Regions from separate parts of the Homo sapiens genome. Here region 1 is linked to region 2. A link is a loop called in an ENCODE intact Hi-C map of the cell type or tissue named here. Cell type or tissue: Calu3. All regions are shown on one strand.

Region 1 (4,000 bases), 55 kb before region 2:
GTATGTACACATGTACACACATATATGTGTATGTACACATGTACACATATATGTAAACATGTGTATGTACACATGCATACATATATGTAAACATGTGTATGTATACATGTATACATATATGTAAACATGTGTATGTATACATGTATACATATATACATATATATGTATACATATATGTATGTGTATATATGTATACATATATGTATGTGTACATATGTATACATATATGTATGTGTACATATGTATACATATATGTATGTGTACATATATGTATGTATACACATATATGTATATGTATATATGTTTACATATATGTATATGTATATATGTATACATATATGTATATGTGTATATGTGTATATGTGTATATGTGTATATATGTATATATGTATATATGTATATGTGTATATATGTATATGTATATATGTATATGTGTATACATGTATATGTATGTGTATATATGTATATATGTGTATATGTGTATGTGTATACATGTATATGTATGTGTATATATGTATATATGTGTATATGTGTATATATGTATATATTTACACGTATATACATATATATACATGTACACGTATATACGTATATACATGTACACGTATATACATATATATACATATATACGTGTACATGTATATACATATATATACGTGTACATGTATATATTATATATATGTATATATAAATGTATGTGTATATATGTGTATGTATATATATGTATATATATGTATGTACATACACATATGATAGAACTCAAAGCTTAGTAAAAAATGCAAAATATGCCATTAACATGCCATTAATAATTAATAATTTTTCAAATAGTTTTTCCAGTTGAAAGGATAATACCTTTGATACATTTCTTCAAACAAAATATAGTTTTATTATTAGCTTCATGTATTTTTTACTTTGAAAAAATGTGGCTAGTAAGACATTTAAAATTAGACATTTCTGGGAGTGGATCAAGATGGTAGAATAGAAGCCTGCACCATTAGTCTCCCCCACAGGAACACCACATATTAATAACTATCTGCACACAGAAAAGCACTATCACAAGAACCAAAAATCAGGTGAGAAATAATCTGAAATCAAAAGTATGCGGTTTTAACTTCATGTCACTGAAAAAGACATTGAAGAGTGTAGGTACGAGAGAGAGTCTTGAATCACCAACACCACTTCCTTATCCCCCAGCAGTGGCTGCACTGCGCAGAGAGAGAATGTATCCTTCTGGGAGAGGGAGAGCACAATGACTGGGAGATTTTACGTTGAACTCAGTGCTGCCTTGTCACAGTGGAGAATAAAGCCATGCTGGGCTCAGCCAGCACCTGCTCATAGAGAGAGCATTTGGACCAGCCCTAGCCAGAAGGGAATTGCTCATCCCAATGGTCATAATTTGAGTTTCTCCACAAGCCTTGCCACTACAGGCCAAAGGGCTCTGTGGTCCTAGGTAAACTTGAAAGGCAGCCTAGGACAAAAGGACTGCAATTCCTAGGCAACTCCTAGTGCTAGTCTGGGCTTCGAGCCAGTGGACTAGGCTGGCATGTGACCTAGAGGGATACTAGCTAGGGCAACTAAGGGAGTGATTATGCCATCCCTCCCCCAACCCTAGGCAGTACACCTTGCAGCAACTAAAGTAACTCCTTCCTTCTGCTTAAGGAGGGCAGAGCAAAGAGTAAAGAGGACTTTGTCTTGCATCTTGGACACCAGCTTAGCCACAGTAGGATAGGTCAGTGGGCAGAGTTTTGAGGACCCCATTCCAGGCCCTCACTCATGGATGAAATTTCTAGACACACTCTGGATGAAAAGAAAACATGCTGCCTGGAAAGGAAAGACCCAGTCCTGGCAGGATTCACCACCTGCTGACTAAAGAGTCCTTGGCCCCTGAATAACCAGCAGCAATACCCAGGGACTATGCTGTGGGCCTTGGGCTCTGAGACATGCTGACTTTGGGAGTGATCAGCACATTCCCAGCTGTTGTGGCTACAGGGAGACACTGTTTCTGTTTGAGAAAAGCAGAGGGAAAAGTAAAGGAGACTTTGTCTTGCACCTTAGGTACCAGCTTGGCCACAGTGGGGTAGAGCAAAAATCAGGCTCTTGGGGTCCCCAAGTCCAAGCCTAGGCTCTTGGACCTGCCCTGGGGCAGAGGGGAGTCCACTACCCTAAAGAGTGAGTCCCAGGCCTCATAACATTCACCACAGCTGACTGAAGAGCCCTTGGGCTTTAAAGTAAACATCAGTGGTGGCCTGGCAGAACCCTCCATGGGCAAGTGGTGGTGGAGGCCACAGGGAGAGTCTTCTCTGCCTGTGGAAAGGGATGGGAAGAGCAGGCAGTACTTTGTATTGTGGTTGAGTACCAGCTTAATTGTAATAGAATAGAATGGCAGGCAAATTTCTAAGGTTTTTGACTGCAATCTATGGCTCTCAGATAGGATCTCTGAACCCACCTGTGACCTGGGGGAACTTACAGCCCTAAAGGGAAGGACACAAACCTGTTTGGCTTTACCACCTCCTGCTGATCATAGAGCCATAGGTCCTTGAGTGAACATAGATAGTAACCAAGTAGTGATTACAGTGAGCCCTGGGCAAGACAGAGTTCTATGCTGGGTTCAGGTCTGATCCAGCACAGTTCCAGTGGTGGTGGCCACAGGGGTGCTTGCATCACCACACTCCCAGTTCCAGGCAACTCAGCATAGAGGTAGAGACTCCCTTTGGGAGAAAGTAAGAAAAAGACAAGAGTCTCTGCTTTGTAATTTAGAGAATTCTGCAACTTATCCAGGACCACCAAAGAAGTACCTTTATGAGTCTGCAAAACCACATTGTTATTGGACTTGGGGTCCATGTCCCTTTGAGTACCTGGAATGTCTTCCCAAGAGGGATGGGCACAAACAAGCCTGGACTTTGAAGACTACAATAAATACCTAACTCTTCAATGCCCAGACACTGACAAATGTCTAAAAGCATGAAGACTATCCAGGAAAACATGACCTCACTAAGCAAACTAAATGAGGCACCAGAGATCAATCCTAGAGAAACAGAGATATGTGACCTTTCAGACAGAGAATTCAAAATAGCTGTTTTGAGGAAACTCAAGGAAATTCAAAATAACACAGAGAAGGAATTCAGAATTCTATCAGATAAATTTAACAATGATATGGAAATAATTAAAAAGAATCAAGCAGAAATTCTAGAGTTAAAAATGCAATTGACATACTGAAGAATGCATCAGAACCTCTTAATAGCAGAACTGGTCAAGCAAAGAAGTAATTAGTGAGTATCTCTGGACACACTTGGGGCCTGGGGGTACACGCAGCTCTGAAGGGAAGTGCACAAACATGGCTCTGAAGGGAAGCACACAAACCTACTTGGCATTACCAGCTATTTGAGAAGACAGGCTATTTGAAAATACATGGTCAGTGGAGACAAAAGAAAAAGGAATAAAAAAGAGTGAAGCACAACTACAAGATCTAGAAAATATCCTGCAAAGGACAAATGTAAGAGTTATTGGCCTTAAAAAGGAGGTAGAGAAAGAGAAAGTGGTAGAAAGTTTATTTAAAGAGATAATATCAGACAACTTCCTGAACCTAGAGAAAGATGTCAACATTCAAATAGAAGAACGTTATAGAACACCAAGCAGATTTGACCCAAAGAAGACTACCTGAAAGCACTCAACAATCAAACTTTCAAAGCTTAAGGATGAAGAAGGGAAACTAAAAGCAGCAAGAGAAAAAAACAAATAATATGCAATGCAGTTTTACTATGTCTGGCAGAATTTTCAATGGAAACTTTTCAGGCAAGGAGAGAGGGCATGATATATTTAAAGTGCTGAAAGAAAAATAATAAAGTCAGGGGATGGAGTTAAAGTGTAAGGTTTTTATCAGTTTTCTTTTTGTGTGTTTGTGGTCAGTGTTAAGTTATAATTAGTTTAAATAATAGGTTATAAGATAGTATTTTCAAGTCTCATGGTGACCTAGATTGAGCAACATATAATGGATACATAT
Region 2 (4,000 bases):
TTCTATAAATGGCCAAATAGCAAGTATTTTACATTTTGTGAGCCATATGGTTTCTGTTGGAACTATTGAACTCTGCCACTATAGTATGAAAACAGCCATAAACAGTAAGATGAATGAATGTGGCTGTGTTCTAATAAATTTTTTATGGACATTGATGATTTGAATTTTGTATTATTTTGATGTGTCATAAAATATTCCTTTTTTGATTTTTTTTTCGCATCTAGAAAATGTAAAACTCATTTTCTTCCTGTCAGCTATATAAAAACCGTCAGTTGGTTGAATTGTTCCATGGGCTATAGCTTGCTGACTCCTGCCCAAGATATCTCAAGGATCAAATGATTGCTAAGTCATCACAGCTGTATTAGTCAGCAGGCAGGAGGAAGGGATGAAAAAACAGGGGGAAAAGGGCATATTACATGCTGGTTGGATTTTTAAGAAAAACTGCGAAAAGCTGCCACATGGCATTCCCACTTATATCTCATTGGCTAAACTTAGTGACATGGTCACACCTAGCTGCAAGGGAAGCTGGGATAAGTAGTAGACTTTACTGTGATCAGTTAAACTCCCTGGTTAAAAATTGTGAGTTCTCTCTCTGTAAAGAAAAGGTAAAACAAATGCTATGGGACAACCAGCAGGCTCTGGCATCCAGTGTACAGAGTTTAGGGGTGAAGGGGCAGAAGAACTGAGTTCACTAACTACATCATTGGACATGAATAAATGTGTCACTAAATTATCTTTTTGTCATAGAAAATAGATACAATGCCTACTTTGAGAACAGTATCCTATAAGCCTCCTCCTTGAGAGAAAAACAAAAATCAGAAACATTTTTTTTATAAATGGGAAACTTAAAGTAAACATGAAACAAATTATTTAACGCAAGTTTTTTCTTCTAGTTCTGTACATAAAGGCCCTATTCTGTGTGTCTACATAAACTGAATTTTTCATGCAATGAACATATCCCTTTAATTGTCAGACTTCTTAATCGTGTTTTGTAACTATCCACAATTATCTAAGCCATATTCTTAAACCTTGACTCTCATCTAAACTTGTCTGGATGTTGAAGTTGGTGAAACATGTGTCAGATAACCATAGTTAGTTATAAAACATGGCTCATTTAAGAAATGGTAATTGTTCATAAAGTTTGCCTCTTATCAGTCACTTCAAATATAAGCAAAAGTGAAATTACTGTGAGTTAAAAAAAAACCCAGTAACTTGACAATTTTTTCTTTCCTAGGACAAAGCCCTAATATTTTGCAATATCAGAAGCATTTAGTGCCCAGCATTCAAATGCCTCAGCCCAATATAATAACAATCCCAACTTAGGGGCCAGGTCTGTGTACAGGGAGCACCTGCCTCAAGTGCCTCTCATCCATCATTCTACTCTTCTGCCTCAGGGCTCTCTCCAGAGCTGTAGACCACAGTTTCATGCTGGTGCAGCCCACAGTGCAAGGGCAAACCCTCAAATAATGGTAAACAGGAATTAGTGGATAAGTGTTCCACCCTCCTAGATTTGGATGAAATATTCTGGGTTTTTTTTCTGTACTGATTTGAGAGTACAAAACATTTGAACTGCTGCTGCTGATGATAGTGACCCCAAGGATTCATTTGTTTTCTCCTACCTTGTCTCATTGTCCCTGCCTCCTCACTCTTGCTTCCTGGTATTATTCCCAGAAAAACTACATTTGCATTTCTAACAATTTCTTTTTTTAGGCAGAGACAGGAGTTTTATTATTACTCAAATCAGTCTCCCTGAGCATTTGGGGATCACAATTTTTAAGGACAACTTGGTGGAAGGTGGGGAAGCCGGTGAACTGAGAGTGCTGATTGGTCAGGTCAGAGATGAAATCATAGAGTCTTCTTGCACCAAGTCAGTTCCTGGGTGGGGACCATAAAAGCGGATGAGCCAGTTTATCAATCTGGGTGGTGCCAGTTGATCCATCAAATGCAGGGTCTGCAAAATGTCTCAAGCACTGGTCTTAGGTTTTACAATAGTGAATTTTATCCCCAGGAGCAATTTGGGGAGGGTCAGAATCTTGCAGCCTCTAGCTGCATGACTCCTAAACCATAATTTCTAAACTTTTGGCTAATTTGTTAGTCCTACAAAGGCAGTTGAGTCCAGGGTTTGTTTTGGGAAAGGGCTGTTATCGTCTTTGTTCTAAACTATAAACTAAGTTTCTCCCAAAGTTAGTTCAGCCTACGCCTAAGCATGAACAAGGACAGCTTGGAGGTTAGAAACAAGATGGAGTTGGTTAGGTCAGATCTCTTCCACTGTCTCAGTTATAATTTTGCCATGGCAGTTCAATCCCTTCCTTTGGGTTTTATACCACCCTAAATGTGCCTGATCTCATCTGCATTTCTAACCAATTTCTAGGTGATGTTTATTCTGTTGGTTCAGGGACCACACTCTAAGAACCACTGTAATAGTGTGCTTTAAGATTCAAGCAACACCTTGATGGGAATGGGATAGAATACCTAGGGACATGGTGGGACACAGGTTTATAAGCAACCCTCAGAAGGGAGTAACCTAAGGAGAAAATAAAAGGAGCATGAGTATTGTCTATTAAAGTAAGAAATAGAGACCCAAGATCCAGAACATCAATGTAAGCCTGAGCAGGCTAGTCAATGATTAAAGAACACAGATAGTGTAAACTCACATGGAGCCAATCGGTAACTAGATGCAGGGTCACACCTCAAGCCATAAGAAAACAAAAGCCATGATCAGGAAACCCACTGATAGACAGTGCAGGATTGAAGTCCAAGAGGTGTCTTTGTCTGTGTAACAGCTGGAACCCTAAAAATCAATGAGATGTGAGGGGCGCAGACCAATGCTACAATATCCAGATGTGGCTGGAATTAAATTATTACAGTGGCTTCTATTAGGTGCCTTCTTTTCTTCCTCCATTCCTCTCTGCCTTCCTTCCTTTCTTCAACAAATACTTGACATACTACTTGTTACTTGAGACTCCTGTGGATATTCAGAGAATTAATTTAACCTGATCCTCATATGTGTACTTCCTCACTTATCCCAATAGTCAGCATTCATTCACTTATTCATTAATTCATGGATATTGACTGAGTGCCTCCTAGGCAGCTGCCCTTGTTGAAGGCTAGAAATGCAGTCTCAGGGCTGAGGTGAGCTCAAGTCTCTTGAGGGTTTATGTTACTGTACAGGTTATAGTATGTGAAGTTGTCAAACTCTTCATCACGGTGTGTCAGGGTTTATCAGGCATCCCCCAAGATGTTTCACTAATACTGCTCTTAAACCGTCTCTTTCTTTCTCATAGCATTGACCTAGTTGCTGTGAATATTTTTCTTTTTAAATTGACAAATGAAGAGTACTGAGTTGATAAGTGTTAGAGTTAAAATGAAGTTAAAGTCTAGATTATTTTGTCTCAGGTAGCATTAGTTTTGACCTCCAAGCTTGCTACTTAGTTTGGCATTGTGATGGGACTGAGCCTCCTAGCCCCAATTTTCTCATCCATTGAAACAGGCTTGAATATCTCCCTATGGGGTTGTTTTAAGAATAAAATGAGGTGATGCATATAAAGTGTTTAGCAGAGCACCTAACACAAAGTACAGAACACTCAGATGAATGTCAGTTAATAGGAATTTGTATGGTCTCACATCAGAAATCCAGAACTGGAAGGCCCAGACTTTCAGTTCTCAGTCTGCTGGCTCTGTGTGTTGTCTTTCATCCCCAGCATGTTTGTTCCTTGTTGCAAGATGACTACTGCTGCTCAAGAACAGGACTCATGGAAAGACAAAAAGGGAGGGGATACTGAGTGAGAGGAACATCCTTGTGGATCTTGCTTTTTAAATCAGGGAGTGAAAATTGTTACCCAGAACATCTCTATGGAATCCCTTTTTGGCTCCTCTACTGGCAAATGAAGCTGGTAAATTGGACAGCTAGCATTATCAGATTGTCATGGGGAAGGTGACTAGTAGAACGGGGGAAGGAAATGGCATTTGCTTAGCAACACACAGTATTTGCCACATATGC

What was found. Hi-C counts contacts between places; a loop is a spot of excess contacts. Peaks named below come from ENCODE experiments on the same cell type or tissue, not always from the same donor. Only the 100,000 strongest peaks of a DNase experiment are listed, where the experiment ranks them.
Region 1: it touches region 2 in a loop (10-fold over the local background); 1 of 110 quality-filtered maps calls a loop at or near these places.

The regions. Positions count from the first base shown.
Region 1 is chr6:80,621,368-80,625,367 of GRCh38, forward strand. All of the region lies in intron 2 of LOC112267962 (a long non-coding RNA gene), which reads left to right. Among named protein-coding and RNA genes, the nearest start is that of BCKDHB, 520 kb to the left of the region's middle. In Calu3, no CTCF peak of the experiment used is centred here; a DNase peak (open chromatin) is centred at 1,534.
Region 2 is chr6:80,676,228-80,680,227 of GRCh38, forward strand. No RefSeq gene overlaps it. Among named protein-coding and RNA genes, the nearest start is that of BCKDHB, 570 kb to the left of the region's middle. In Calu3, no CTCF peak of the experiment used is centred here; no DNase peak of the experiment used is centred here.